2 separate regions of the Mus musculus genome follow, and region 2 is linked to region 1. A link is a loop called in an ENCODE intact Hi-C map of the cell type or tissue named here. Cell type or tissue: heart. All regions are shown on one strand. Each heading gives the region's core, and the rest is flanking DNA. Links, peaks and the distances in the headings are about the cores only.

The links. A loop is a pair of places that touch in the nucleus more often than their neighbours do. Peaks named below come from ENCODE experiments on the same cell type or tissue, not always from the same donor. Only the 100,000 strongest peaks of a DNase experiment are listed, where the experiment ranks them.
Region 2: a loop joins it to region 1, with 2.3 times the contacts of the local background. A loop is called at or near these places in 12 of 42 quality-filtered maps.

What each region holds. Positions count from the first base shown.
Region 1 is chr12:51,825,914-51,833,694 of GRCm38, reverse strand. It overlaps Hectd1 (HECT domain E3 ubiquitin protein ligase 1), which reads left to right and starts at 4,159. Exons shown (of 43, transcript NM_144788.2): 1 at 4,159-4,492; 2 at 6,182-6,343. The coding sequence starts at 6,204. It overlaps Gm5785, which reads right to left and starts at 5,510. Exons shown (of 4, transcript XM_011244243.2): 1 at 5,427-5,510; 2 at 4,466-4,840; 3 at 3,140-4,405; 4 at 1-2,707. The coding sequence starts at 5,510. The coding sequence ends at 3,554. In heart, for the core only: a CTCF peak has its summit at 4,083; DNase peaks (open chromatin) are centred at 4,084 and 4,194; H3K4me3 peaks cover 2,500 bases; H3K27ac peaks cover 2,500 bases.
Region 2 is chr12:51,877,923-51,885,703 of GRCm38, reverse strand. Heatr5a (HEAT repeat containing 5A) reads left to right here. Exons shown (of 36, transcript NM_177171.4): 33 at 1,213-1,437; 34 at 4,439-4,590; 35 at 6,236-6,449. Among named protein-coding and RNA genes, the nearest start is that of Gm34894, 30 kb to the right of the region's middle. In heart, for the core only: a CTCF peak has its summit at 3,712 (motif pointing right); no DNase peak of the experiment used is centred there.

The sequences.
Region 1 (7,781 bases), core at 2,712-5,211:
AGGAAGGAAGGAAGGAAGGAAGGAAGGAAAGAAGGAAGGAAGGAAGAGAATAGTACCTAATGGATGGATAAGTGATATGTCAGCTTTTGAAGGGTATGTGTTTATTCATCTATTAAAGGATGTCTTAGTTGCTTCTAGGTTCTGTTGCTAGTATTTTGTGGAACGAAGGCCTGGTACATACTAAGCACAAATTTCCAATGCTGAGATATATTCTGTCTTTTCCCTGAATTTTAACAATTATGAATAAAGTAGCCATCAGTATCTGTATGCACCCTGTGGTACACGCCTGTAATCCTTGTACTTAGGAGGTGGTGGTAAGAAGACCCAGAGGAGCAGGCCATCCTCAGCTACATGGTGAACTGGAAGCCATCATGGGCCAAGTGAGACCTGACCTCAAAAGTCAAAATGAAACAAACAAAATCCCCTCAAAGTTTTCAACTTTGGGCTTAAGTTTGAACTTAAGTTTTCAACTCCGTTGGGTAGATATTGAGGGTGGCTGCTGATTATTTGGTAAAAGTATATACATATACATACATATATACATATATATGCTTATTTATGTATTTATTTGAGATAAGGTTTCACTATGTAGCCATGACTAGCCTGGAACTCACTACATAGACCAGTCTGGTCTTGAGCTCTTTGCTTCCTGTGTGCTGAGATTAGAGGCATACATCACCTCGCTCAGCTATTTATTTGATGTGTAAGTGTGGGTCTATGAATGCCTGGTGTAAGTGCGGAGGTTAGGACCCTAACCTTTATGGGAGCCTCTGTGGATTGGATTGTTGGAGCAGCTGAATTACGTTGGACTTCCTGACCTGCTTCAATGGCTCTGGTAGGCATCTGTGGATGTCCAGGGATGTTGAATAAACTTGCTCCGAGGTCATCTTACTGTTTTTTAAGTCATTTCTAATTTTTTAATGTGTATTGATTGGTGTTTTGCCTGCATGTTTGTCTGAGGGTATAGGATACCCCAGAACTTGAATTACAGATATGAGCTTCCATGTGTGGATGCTGGGAACTGAAACCCAGTCCTCTGGAACAGCAGCCAGTACTCTTAGGTGCCCCCAATCGTCACCTTACTATTCCTGTTCTGGAGAATATGCAATTCTAAGTTGTCACTTTCGGTTCAACAAACTTCCCTCTCTCTCTAGCCCAGCAATCATCTAGAAGCAGAAGACTCTTCTTGCCTTTTAAAAAGTATTGTCTATTTTCTTTCTTTTCTTTTTTTTTTTTTTTTAAGGTCTTAGAAAATAGGACTCATGGATAGAATGTTGCCTGTTATTTGTACATAACAAATTTGTCTTGTTGAACACAGGGTCTCACTATGTAGCTTTCCCCGGCTGACCTCAAACTCACAGAGACCTTCCTGCTTCTGACTCCTGAGTGCAGGAATTAAAGGTGGGTGCCCCCATGCCTCGCTCATAGATAAAGCAACTTCTAAAGGGAAAACAAACCTCTACAAGGTTCGGGAGTTGGTTCTCTCTCTCTCCTTTCTGCCCTGCATCACGCCCCGCCCCTGGAGAGCTGGCCTGTAAGATTCCAGGTGATTCTTCTGTTTCCTAGCTCTCCGCGGGAGGCGCCGGGACCGCAGGCACCTGTCACTGCCTGTGGGCTTTCATGTGGGTCCTAGGTTCTTGGCTTTGCCCATGCCTGCTTTTACAAAACCAGAGCCTTTTTTTATCTTACACAGGGGCACTATTACTTTCCACGGGTACCAAGAGCGCTCCGGCTGAATCACACCCTTCCAGCGTTTGGTGTTATTGGGCTTTGGTTTTTCGCCCTTCTAATGATGTTTAGAAGTCTCGAGTGTTCCCTTCCTTCCCTCTGCCCTCTTTTCCCTTCTTCAGACACGGTCATTCTATGTATTCTAGGCTGGAACCCAGTTCATTATGTAGCTGAGGAAGTTCATTATGTAGCTGAGGAAGCTCTTGAACTGCTTCTTCTGCCTGTGATGGAAATTAAAAGTCTGTCCGTCTGTCCCACCAATCCCAGTTTTAGGGCCTGGTTCTATCCAGTCCTGGACAGAGAACCCAGGCTTTGTGTGTAGTAGGTAAGTACCCTACCAACTGAGCTGTTATCTATAGCTCTAGAGTATTATTTTAAAATTTCTTTTCCTCAAAGATTTATTTAAATTACTTTTACATTATGTGCACATGTGCATGCCTGTGTGTGGGTGAATGCATGTAAACGCAGGTGCTTGTAGAGGCCAGAGGCATCAGATGTGAGCTGCCTGATATGGGTACTGGGAACCAAACGCACAGACCACCAGTGAGTATCTTCAATTTCTCAAGGCCAGATAATGTTAAGCATCTTTCATATGCTTTCTCGCCAGCCACTGGGATGTCTTCTTGGTTAAATGTCTCCAGTCTTTTACAATTTCTAATTAAGGTTTTTTTCTTTTCTTTTTTCTTTTCTGAGACAGGGTTTCTCTGTGTAGCTCTGGCTGTCCTGGAACTCACTCTGTAGTCCAGGATGGCCTCAACTCAGAAGTCCACCTGCCTCTGCCTCCCAAGTGCTGGGATTAAAGGTGTGCGCCACCACTGCCTGGCAAGGTTTTTTCTTATTCTTGGGTTTGAAGAGTTTTTCATTTGTTCTGGCCACAGTCCTGTGGTAGCTACATTGTTAGAAAGTATTTTTCCTGTTGGGGAACTTTGGAAATTTCTGCATGAGCCGTTCATAGTCTGTGAAGGTAGATTCCAGGCATCTGTATATGAAGAAACACATTGTGTTACATCTAAACAACTTACTATTATTTAGCAGTAAGAATTAAATGGGCTCCCAAGCCAGGTGTTAGCATACTTGTTAGCATACTCAGGAAGGAAGCCCTCTTGTTAGCATACTCAGGAAGCTGAGGCAGGAGGATATTGACTTTAGGCCAGCCAGGGTTACATAAGCATACCCACTTCAAAACAACAAGAAAAACAAAAAGTAAAAAACAAAACCAAATAAAAAAATCCAGTACAACAAAACAAAACAAAACACAACACAACACCAAATAAATGAGCTACCAAGCTATAAAAACTCACAGAGGATCCTTAAAGAGTGTTAGTGAATAATTCCAACTAGAAACGATATTTTGGAAAGGGCAAAACCATAAACAAAGAGATCAGTGGGAACTCTCTGTCCTTAGCCCTACCTGGCCAGGAACACATGATACAGAACAGGGTAGCCATAACTTATTCTCTGTACTTTCTGTTCAATTTGCTGTGGATCTAAAACTCTTCTAATGAAAACTTTTCCGGGTGTCTCTAATGTGCCGCCAGGGTTGAAAACTACTAGCCTCGGTCTTTGCATACAGTTCTTTCCTAAAATTAGGTATCTACTGCTATTTTGTTGTTGTTGTTCAAAGGATGAGTTCAGTATGGAGTCTTTTTCTTCCTCTTTTTCTCTCCCTTGGCTGCTCCTTCTTCATCACCACCGTCGCCGCCCTGTAGCCCAGACAAGTCTCGACCTCATTTTGTAGCCAAGGATGACCTTGAACTCCAGCCTCCAGTTCTCTAGTGTCACGGTTACGTGAGGACTCCACTAGCAGCGGCTAGTATTTGATTTTTCAACGCCCATGAAATAAAAGTTTGACGGGAATAACTACGGAAGTACAAGTGACCACGAGCCGAAGGCAACTGTGTGGGAAGTCCTCGATGCTGGCTGCTTCCCGGGACTCCACGGTGGGCAGGCAGGAGGCACGAGTTCCCGCAGCCGTCCTGGTCCCATCTGCGCCGAGGCGATAACGCCCGGCTGCGCAGCGCTCGCCGAGTTCCCAGGCTCGCTGGGAAGCGTTCTGGTAAACCGCTGGCTTTAAAAGTCCGGAGGAGGGGGTGACCCGGGCACGCCGAGCGCCTGCGAGACGGTGGCCTCCGTTCCGCAGGACTCCGGAGCGGCTCGCGCCGGGCGAGACGGGCGGAGCGTGCGCGGAGCAGCTGCTGGCGGCGCGCGCGGATTGACAGCGCGGCGACTCGGGCGCCGGGAGGCCGGGCTGAGGAGAGCCGTAGCCGACCGCCGAAGGAGCCCGGCGCCCCCCGTCGTCGCCCCGTGCCGCGGGGTCCGGCCTCCGCAGCGCCCCAGGTGGCCGCGGGCAGGGCGGCCGGGAGGCGTTCGCTCCGCCTCCGCCGGCGCGGCCTTCACCAGCCTCCCCGCCCGGCGCTCGGCCGACCCTTCTCCTGCCCCCGCCCGGCTGGCGATGGACGCGGCGTCTCCCCGCTGCCGCCGACGGCCCCGCGCGGACCTGGCTCTGAACCGCAGGGTCTGAGGAGCCGCGTGCTGGGGTCGGGACCCGCGCTGGCTGCCGCCGCTCGGGGGAGCCTCTCGCTTCCTTGTCACCGGGTCCCCGCGGAGGAAGGGGAGGGACGAGACACGGCTTTTCCTGTGCCGCCTGCCTGGCTCGACCTGCGCGGCCTGCGGTTTCCTAGGAACTCGAGGGCCGCGGCCGGGCCAGGCTCTGCCCGCGGCCTGCTTGGAGCTGGACCGGAGCTGTTTGGTACGGCGAGCCAGGGTAAGAGCCTGCGGTCAGGGTAGGCGGGGGCGCTAGGCGCTGTCGGCAGGCTGGGCCTGCGCGAGGATCCGGGCCGCCGAGTCCAGCGGCGGGCGCGGAGCTGGACCCCAGCGCGGTGAGGTCGGTCTTCCGCCGTCGCCTCTGCGTATCGGGCCCTTTGTTCCCCTCTCCGGGCCTTACGGGGCTTGGCTTGTTGGCTTCGGAGCTCCGGCTACGCGCTCCTTGTCCTTGGTAAGGCTCAGCCGCCCGGCGGGGACCGGGGACGTCCCGCTGGGCCTCCGAGTTCCGGGAGACCCGCACCCCAGCCGCTCGGCGGCTTCCTCTTGAGCTCGCAGGTTTGCTGCTTCTCTAGAACTTCGCCCTCCGCCCGGAGGCAGGTAGCTAACTTAGCCAGGTTGGCTGTCAGCGTCGCGGCTCCGGCCTTGATCAGGCCGAGGACGATGGGGCAGCCCCGCCGGGCGCGGCCGATGGGTGCCCACCGCGACCCGCCTCTAGGTTCCCACACCGGCAGGTGGATTGCGTGGGACGCAACGCTGTCCTTTGGTCGGGCATCTAGAAGCTTTTGTAATGACTTGCCTGCCTAGACTACTTCTCAAAAAATTTTTTACATAAAAACTAACTGCCCCATCCTATGGGAGAAAGAATGTCTGCCTGTCTGTCCGTCTGCCTGGGGGGGGGTGGTAACCTGTTAGTTGTATTTACTTTAGCATCAAGCCCCCCCCCCAAAAAAAAAAAAGTTTTAAGAACATTTGCCTAGATTACCAGAAGTTCTTATCAGTATTTACTTCCGCATAGGTAGATTTCATATCTAATTACTGTTTGTATTTGGGCATATTTTAGGAGTAAGTTTGAGAATTCAAAACTCGTGAGAAGGGAAATTCAATCCGAAGAAGAATTGGATTGGAAAGTGGTCTTTAAAACTACTGGATCTGACCCGTATCTGAAGCTCCGATTTTTGGTGGAGTTTGGGGGGAGGTTGCAGGAAGAAGTTGACTGGTAAAAGAACTTTTTTGTACATGTTTTTTGCCTTTTGGCACAGACATTGGTGATAACAGTACTGGGATCCAAAACTTGTTTCATAGTGTTTGACCAAGACAGCTCTGGTTTCTAGTTAACTAGCAACCTAATCAGCATATATTCATTCCAGTGTTAAACTGTTTTGCCTTGAGGGTTTTTGCATTAAGCCCAGGAAGTAGACTGCTGCATATGTAGCATACTTTTTGAAGTAATACTTTGCAGTTTGGAAAGTTTTTTTTTGTTGTTTTGTTTTTGTTTTTTCAAGACAGAGTTTCTCTGTATAGCCCTGGCTGTACTGGAAATCAGCTTTGTAGACCAGGCTGGCCTTGAACTCAGAAATCTGCCTGCCTCTGCCTCCCTAGCGCTGGGATTAAAGGAGTGTGCCACCATGCCCGGCTGGAAAGTTTTTTTTTTTAAAGCATATATATTTGCTTATTTTGTGTGTGTGCAAGTATGTGTGCGTGTGCATATCACAGTGCAATATGGAAATTGGAGAATAGCTCTGTATGTATATACATATACACATGCATGTGTGTGTGTGTGTGTGTCTCTTGAGGACCTGAGGACCTTACAGAAACTTGGTTCAAGCAGATGTACAAGAAAAAAGTCTTTACACAGGCTGATCAGTTCTGAACAAATGTTTGAAAAACCCGTTTCCCTTTTTCAATTTAGGCAAAGGAGCATTTTAAAGACAATGGCAGATGTAGATCCTGATACGTTGCTGGAATGGCTGCAGATGGGACAGGGAGATGAAAGGGACATGCAGCTAATAGCCCTGGAGCAGCTATGCATGCTGCTTTTGATGTCTGACAATGTGGATCGCTGTTTTGAAACGTAAGTGCATTCCTGCATCACCTTCCTCTGCGCCCACTGTGCTGACATCTGTTTCCAGCTATTTGCTGACTTCAGTTTGTGTGAAAACTTTGCTAGGGAACTTTAAAATACCCCTTTAGACATTTCTGCAGTTGTCTGTGGTTCATGGAACCCTAGTAATGATAATCGTGATTATGTAAATACATATTTGTTCAATGAGTGTGGATTAGGAATACTAACCATAGCTTGGTTGAGTCAGTTATGAACCATCTCATAAATTAAAAAGATTATAAATGTTTATCTTCTTTAAAGCTGTTTTTGTATTATATGACTTGGAGAATAAGGTCAGAACTACCTGTTTCTTTGGTTTTCATGTGTCATTGCTTTTGTTAAAATAACTTCGGTTAATACATTTCATTTGGATATTTCCAATACTTTTTGAAGTACAGAAGCTTTGAAGTTGTGTGTGTGTGTGTGTGTGTGTGTGTGTACTTTCGTGTATGCTATGGTGTGCATGTGGAAGTCAGAGGACAACTTTTTGGGAGTTGATCTCTCATTTTAGCATGTGGGTTCCAGGATTAAACTCAGGTTCTCAGGCTTCGTGGTAAGTACTTTTACCAGCTGAGCCATCTCACTACCCAAATTTGGAGAGTTTTAAACAGTTGTATCAGAGATGATACTAGAAAGTTTGCATAAAAATATGAAAGGCATTACTCTACTAGCTCGGCACTTAGGCCATGATTTTCCTCTTGTGTGATTCTGGTTCAGTAAAGGAATAAACATTTCTCTGAGTTCATCTGAGTTGTGAATTCCAATAAGTCACTAAAACCTTTTATATGTGCTTTAGTGCTATTTAAAGGTAATTTAAAAATATTTGTGATATTGGCTTAAAGCTTGGTATAATTAATGCCTTTGAGGTGGAAATAGACTATATTACTTGCTAAATCTATATTGTTTTTTCAAAGTGCTCTCTCTTTTGATTTTTAAGTAGTTTGTATTTTTGTTAAAAAATATTATTTTAGCTGGATATGGCTCATGCTTTTAATCTCAGCACTTGAGAGGTGAGGTAGGAGCAGGAGTTAAAGGTCTTCCTTGGTTACATAGTCTGTCCAGCCAGCCTTGGTGACATCAGTGACATCCTTGGTGACATAGTCTGTCCAGCTAGCCAGAGCTGTAGGAGACCTTGTCTCAAAAAAAGAAAAAAGAAAAAGAAAAAGTCAAAGTAAGGGTGTCTATGGAGGGGGCTCCCTGGATAAAGGATGTGACCACGAGGGCCGAGGACCTGGGTTAGTGCCCAGAACCTGGGTTGTAGGAGGAGAACCAGCTCTGGTAACCTCTCTAACATCGCTAGCATCTTCGAGTACACAGGGTTGATAAAAGTTCTTATAAATAAACATCCATATCATGGTGGTTTGTTAATTCTTTTTATCAGTAGATTTCTTTTTTTTGAAGAATTATT
Region 2 (7,781 bases), core at 2,698-5,197, 52 kb before region 1:
TGAGTTCCAGGACAGCCAGGGCTATACAGAGAAACCCTGTCTCGAAAAACCAAATAAATAAATAAATAAATAAATAAATAAATAAATAAATAAATAAATAAAAGCCGGGCATGGTGGCGCACACCTTTAATCCCAGCAGAGGGAGGCAGAGGCAGGCAGATTTCTGAGTTCGAGGCCAGTCTGGTCTACAAAGTGAGTTCCAGGACAGCCAGGGCTATACAGAGAAACCCTGTCTCGAACCACCACCCCTCCCCCCCCCCAAAAAAAAAACTTGACACTAAGCAATACAACCAAAGTAACATTTCCAGTTACAACTATCAGAATTTGATCCAACTGTAAAAAATCTTAATTGATGGGGAAGTCGCTTGAGTGATAAATTGATTAGGATGCCTTGCTAACATAAGGACCTGTGTTGGAACCCAGGAACCATATTATACAAAGCCTGTCATAGTGGCATAGTTGCATACACTTGTAGTCCCTGTACTAGGGAGGCAGAGAAGGCTTGGGGTGTGCTGGCTAGCCAGCCAGTCTAGAGTTACTAAATTCTCTCAATAGTTACAATTTATGAGAAATGCTCTAGAGCTTTTCTGGGTGGTGTTTTGGGAAAGATGAGTTGGTGCTGAAGAAGGAGCACTGAGCTGTGCCTCGAAGCTGTGTTTGTTTGACAGCAAACACTGGAAGCCTCTGACACCCTTTTATTCCTGATGACTCAGCTTTTTTTCTAGCTGCATTTATTTCCTTTTATGTGTATGTGTGTGTTTCCAGAACATGTGTATATGTACTGTGTGCATTCCTGGTTCTCACAGGAGTCAGAGAGGCATTGCATCATCTGAAGCTGTAGTTAAGGTCTGTTATGGGGTCTGGTGAGATGGCTCAGTGGGTTAGAGCACCCGACTGCTCTTCCGAAGGTCCAGAGTTCAAATCCCAGCAACCACATGGTGGCTCACAACCATCCATAACAAGATCTGACCCCCTCTTCTGGAGTGTCTGAAGACAGCTACAATGTACTTACATATAATAAATAAATAAATAAATAAATCTTTTTTTAAAAAAAAGGTCTGTTATGGGCCAACTGTGCGGGCGCTGGGAATCAAACTCGCGTCCTCTGCAAGAGCAACGGGTGCTCTTCACTGATGAGCTATCCCTCCAGCCCTCCTTGGTGACTTCAGAAAATGTGCATGCTCAATGCAGAGTTTTCATTTTCTCTTGCAGGCAGCATCTCAATTCTCCCTACAGTATTGTACCTTACCATCGGAGTCCTCCGGGAAACGGCTGTGAAGTTACCTGGGGGCCAGTTATCCTGCACAGTCACGGCTTCCCTGCAGACTCTGAAAGGAATCTTAACTTCCCCCATGGCCCGGGCAGAAAAGAGCCACGAAGCTTGGACCAGCCTCCTCCAAAGTGCATTAGCAACTGTGCTTGACTGCTGGAGCCCAGGTCAGTAGGACTGTTAGGTCTTAATGTGAGAGGCATGCTAGGTTTGTTTCTGTTTTTTGTTTTTTGGCTAAGCTATTCTGTTGCTCATATTTGGTAGTCTCACCCAGAAGAGACTGTATTGTGTATTTAGCAGGTATGTAAAGTGTTCGGATTTATTATTCATTATCTCCGATGTCTTTGTCCATTTGTAATTGGCAAGAGAGACAGAAGCAGGTGGGTCTCTTGAGTCCAGGCCAGCCTGGTCTACAGAGTTCCAGGATAGCCAGGACTACAACTACAAAGAAAAATAAGAAAAGGAAAAGAAAAGAGTCTTAGAAAAGTGGCAAGCAAGGATGGTACAGATGAGAGCCGAAGGCGAAAGTGTAGCTGGGAGGAGGAAGTACAGATAGGTAACAGTGTCTCCCTGAGACTTACAGGTCCCTGCCATTGCTACTGGCAAGAAGGCTTTATTTTTAAAGGCAACCCTCTAGTGCAATCCATATTTAAGAGAAAAGGCGGTAGAGAATGGCTGGAGGTGGAATTATACAGTGGTGACGAGATAGCAGGACGAGATACATCACAGCACGTTTGAGTGTGTCAGCCTCTGCCAGCGTAAGAGGGGAGGAGAGATGAAGATGGAAGAGCACAGTCTCCATCATGACAAGTTCTCCTTTATCACAGACACACAGTGGTGTCTGGGCTCAGTGTGTATCAGGACGGAGATGTTAGAGCAACTGTTAACGTAGGTCACTAGGAGCCGATCGTGAAGGTAAAATGTTTGCAGAGCAACAGCTTGCCTCCCAGCTGAGCCTGATGCTGCCTGTCATCCCAACACTTGGCAGGAGAAGCAAGAATATCAGGAGTTCAAGGCCAGCCTTAGTTACATAGTGAGTTCAGGGCCAACCTAGCCAAGCCAGGCCCTATCTCAAAAAAAAAAAAAAAAAAAAAACAAAAAAAAAAAAAAGAAAAACAAAAAGAAAAAAAAACCTTAGTAGATTAAAACAGAAAAACATTGTGGCTTAAAACAGAAAAGCATTTGTTACCTATTAGTTTCTGAGGTCCAGGCCTTAGCCACTCATGAAGTTACTAGGACACTCACTGGCCAGGGCTACAGCTAGAGGACTGGATTCCAGAATGACTCACTCAGACAGCTGTTGGCAAGGGGCCTGCTCTCTACTGCCTGAGCCTCACAAGACTCCTGCTGCTAAGCAGACTTCCCATCCATCCTCAGAAAATAAAGGGCAGGAAAGGAGCTGAAGAAGAAATGGGAAGAGACCCAGGACATAGTTACCTTGATGACATTTAAAAGTATTTTTACTAAACTAACTAGCAGACTGTAATGACTAAAAATGACTTTGCAGGGGGCGCTAAGGGGGGTGAAGCATGAGAGCCCCTGGATGTCTGTGATCTCTGCATTCACACCGTCCACTTACTGACTTGCTGTGGCTTGGGCAAATGACCAGATTCCTGTTCCTTACTCAGACACGGTGGCTGCCAGGGTGAAGTGTCTGAGCACCACACAGGACACTGCTGTGTGGGTCACTTTGTTACCGTGTGCCAGCTCACCTGAGAGAACTCAGTGCTCTCTCACTGCGTCTCCTCTTGGGCGTCAGCCCCCAAAGCTCTCCACCCACCCAGTGTCAGGCATTTTGTGATTTTTTTGTTGTTGTTCTTGAGGTAGTCTCACAGGCTGATGGTGAATTTTGTGGCAGAGTTCTTACATTCCAGATTCTCCTGCCTAGCCTCCCAAGAGCTGGGACTACAGGCTTGAGCCACCACATCCTGCTCTCTATAGTTTCTGGTGTTTTTATAAGCATGGACCTTTTGTTACTAGCTGACCCTAAATTCTTTGTTTGATCTCCACATTATAGTGAAGTTGTATTCTATTGCCTAAGAGGGCTGGCTGGCACAGGTGGTGTTTAAGTACTATTGAGTTGATATGGCTGGTGCTACTGTTTATGCGTGTCATTTGTTTGTAAATAACAACCACTTAGTCTAAGTGGGCTAGGCTGGAGCTAATAGAGTACTTGTCTAACAGCATAAAGCCCTGGCTTCTGTCCCCAGCACTACATACTCTTGTCATGGTAACTCAGCCTGTGAGCCCAGCACGCAGGAGCTGCAGCCAGGAAAAGTCATCTATGCCACACATCAGGTTGGAGGCCAGCCTAGGCTATTTGAAATCCTGGAAGCTTTTCGTTTGTTTGTTTTGTTTTGGGGGTTTTTTATGGTTTTGGTTTTTTATTTGTTTGTTTGTTTGTTTGTTTATATAAGTACACTGTCACTCTCTTCAGACACACCAGAAGAGGGCAGCAGATCCTATAGCAAATGGTTGTGAGCCACAATGCAGTTGCTGGGAGTTGAACTCAAGACCTCTGGAAGAGCAGTCAGTGTTCTTAACCACTGAGCCATCTCTCCAGCCCCTTATTTTGGGTTTTAAACCAATCATAACACTTGATCTTGGCCAAAAAGCCAAAGAAGCTATTTTTAATTAATCGATTAATTAAAACTTAATTTAGTGAGTCAAGTTTACCACTCTTTCTCATTTTGTTTTGTCAGTCTTTCTGTCTTGTCTGTTTTTAGATAGGGTTTCTCTGTATAGTTTTGGCTGTCCTAGAACTCTGTAGACCAGGCTGACCTCGAACTCACAGAGATCCACCTGCCTCTGCCTCTCAAGTGCTAGGATTAAAAGCATGTGCCACCACTACCCAGCATTACCCTTTCAAAATTACTGGTTTTTCATAGCTACTTCATTAAAAATATTTAACTAGAATATTTATTCTAACTGATCCTTGGGAAATGGGGGTGGAGCTCAGAGGTAGAATACTTTCCTAGTCCTTTTGGGTGGGTGGGTGTGTGTGTGTGTGGTAGGAGTGGACTAGCACGCAGGTGGGATTTGAGCCTGCTGACATGCACCACCACTGTCCAGCCGCCCTCTGGGGCTCTTGTGCTAACCAAGCTAAAAACAGCCTTGCACAGACGCAAGGCAATGTGTACAAGCCTCCTAACTGTTGTTTCTCTGCAGTTGACGGAGCACAAGAACCTGATGAAGTCAGTCTGCTTACTGCCGTCACAGTATTTATTTTGTCTACCAGCCCAGAAGTGACAACCGTCCCCTGCCTTCAGAATCGCTGCATTGAAAAATTTAAGGCTGCCCTGGAGAGCAAGGACTCTGTGGTAAGTGTCTTTTAGCAGAGCGCTATTTGCAGTAGCAATCTGTTGAGACACACGTGTTGCCTTTATGATTGCAGTACACACACTGTGCTTCTCTGTGATCTCGGTCTCTGTGACAAGCAGTATCCAGGGGCTGGATTGTGGTTCAGTAGGTAGTGTGCACAGCTAGCACACACAAGACCCTGGGCTTGATGCCCAGCACTGTACAAACCTAGCATGGTAGTGTAGGTCTGTAATACCAGCCCCAGGGACTAGAGATAGAGATCACAAGTGAGTTAAGGCCATCCTAAGCTACATGAGACTGTCTCCAAAAACAAGGAGGTAAAACAATACTAAGTGTTTAAATAAGAGCATCTTAAAATTGGTGTAACTCTCCAGGAGTGGAATGGCTACATCTAATCCCGGCACTGGGGATACAAAGATAGAAGTGCCTATGAAGGCAAGGCTAGTCCATCCACATATACGTTTCAGGTCAACCAGGACTACATAGTGAAAATTGTCAAAAAAAAAAAAAAAAACGTGGAATTGGAGAGGTGGTTCGGCAGTTAACAGCACTTTTTACCAGAGGCCCGAAGCTCAGTTTTCAGCACTCACGTTGGATAGCTTACAGCCACCTGGACCTCTAGTTCCAGGAGGTCTGATCTCTTTGTCCGGTCTCTGTGGACACTGCGCTCAAGTGCCCATATCCACACACAGAAGCACACATACACATCATGTATTAAAACAAAATCACGGGCAGTGGTGGCGGAAGCCTTTAATCCCAGCACTTGGGAGGCAGAGGCAGGCGGATTTCTGAGGTCAAAACCAGCCTGGTCTACAGAGTGAGTTCCAGGACAGCCAGGGCTACACAGAGAAACCCTGTTTCGGGGGGGAGGGGGAGAATGATATGACATGGGATTTATATGATAATTTGTGCATTTTCTTTAAAGAAAAAAATAAGGAATGACAGATTAGGTTAGACTAGATTAAATGTTTTTTTTCATGTGTTACGAAATGAGTTTGGAACCCATACACAGAAACATTTCTTATTTCCAAAGACACTGGAACCAAATTTTCTCAGGGGGGCAATAATACTAATGCTCAAAATACTATTCCAGTTTAAGGAGAGGTGATGCATGTCTGTAGTTGTTTTCCTTTATCCTTTTGTCCAAGGTCATTGGCTACCTGCCCAAGTTGGGTAGCAGTGACACAACTGTGACAAGTCATGGCACATCTTAGTGTGGGCCAGATGGAGTCCTTAAAACATGTATACCACCTGGGACAGGACTCAAATGTGTAGAATTTCACTGTAAGACACTTTTCTTTTTTTTTTTTTTTTTTTTTTTTTTTTTGGTGTGAGTTGTTGGGGTTCATTTATAATGTGACTGCTAGTTTTACACAGTACAGAGACAGACGCCTGAGAAGAGTGGGCTAGAGGGCAAACCCCCTCCCGCTGTGCTGAGCACCTCTGTGCCCCTCCACCCTGCTGCAGCCACTGTTTTTATGTAATGCCCGTTGGTATTAGGACTTCCAAAACTAAAGAGAACAGGAATAAATATAAACCTTTGCCACTTTAACTGCAAAGAGTTTGCAAGAACGTTTGTTCTTTGTGTCTCTTTGTTCTGGGAACTTTGTAAATTTACTCTTTCTTCTCATCTTGCCTGGTTAGGTGCAAATGAAGACCTGTCAGCTCCTCCACTCCATTTTTCAGTATCCAAAGCCGGCCGTTTCCTACCCATACATTTATTCCTTAGCATCTTCTATCGTGGAGAAGCTTCAGGACATAGCCAGGAGGAAACCCGAAGATGCTACCGAGCTGCAGCTCTGTCAAGAAGGAATAAAGCTCTTAGAAGCTTTGGTCGCCATTGCGGAAGAAGAGCACCGTGAGTATCAGCCCTGAGCCCTGCTCTCTCTCCAGTGTCTGTAATCACATGGTGTCTGCTTCTCTTTCATCCGAAGGCCCTTATGAGAGTGGTGTCTGCCAAAGGCTGGGTCTCAAGCACCTGGGGCCTAGTGTTTGTCAGGACTCTGTCTCAAAAACGAGCAAACAAAAACGATTGCCAGGGCTGGTGGCACACTTCCATGATTCCAGCATTCCTGCCATGGAGACCAGACAGTCACCATGAGTTTGAGGCCCACCTGGGCAGCACAGTGAGACTGTCTTCAAAAACAAAAAGACAGGGGAGTGTCGTGAGACCTGACCCTAGATGCAGAGCTACCGGACTGACAGCTGCAGAGAGAGGACACTCGGTCTTCCCAGAAATGAGCCTGTGCTTAGTTATGCCATAGCAAGTGGTCAGCGATAAAAAGTAAACTGACTCAGCAGCTTGTATTTATATATGCATTTTTTTTTTTTATTATTTGAGACAGGGTTTCTCTGTATAGCTCTGGCCACCACGCCCAGCTATATATGCATTTTTGTAGTTACTCACACCAATAAAAAAAAATAGCTGGGCGTGGTGGCGCACACCTTTAATCCCAGCACTCGGGAGGCAGAGGCAGGCGGATTTCTGAGTTCGAGGACAGCCAGGGCTACACAGAGAAACCCTGTCTCGAAAAACAAATAAATAAATAAATAAATAAATAAATAAATAGGCCATGAATTTGAGAAAGAGTGGGGGACATGGGAGGGGCTAGGAGGAAGAGGGAAAAGTGATATAACTATAGTAGATATATATACAGTTTTTAAATCAATTTTAAAAAGAAAAGAAAAAGAGGGTGCTGGAGAGATGGTTCAGGGGTTAAGAGCACTGACTGCTCATCCAGAGGTCCTGAGTTCAATTCCCAGCAACCACAGGGTGACTCACAACCATCTGTAATGAGATCTGGGTGCCCTTTTCTGGCATGCAGGAGGCATACCTGTAGGCAAAACACTGTATACATGGTAAATAAATAAATCTTTCAAAAAAAGGGGTGGCTCAGGGAGGTGGCACATGCCCTTAATCCCGGAACTCAAGAGGCAGAGACAGGTGGAATCTCTGAGTTTGAGGGCAGCCAGGGCTTTATTCAGAAAAACCCTGTCTTGAAAAGCAGGAAAGAAAAGGAGAACTGGAGCAAGAGCTCAGTCAATGAGCATCTTGCCTTGGAAGCACTAGGACCTGAGTTAGTTATTCAGAGCCTGTAATTCCAGCACTCAGAAGGTGGAGACAGGAGAATAACAGGTTTTAACGTTATCCTCAGTGAATTTGGGGCTGGGCTAGCCCCGCAAAAAAAGA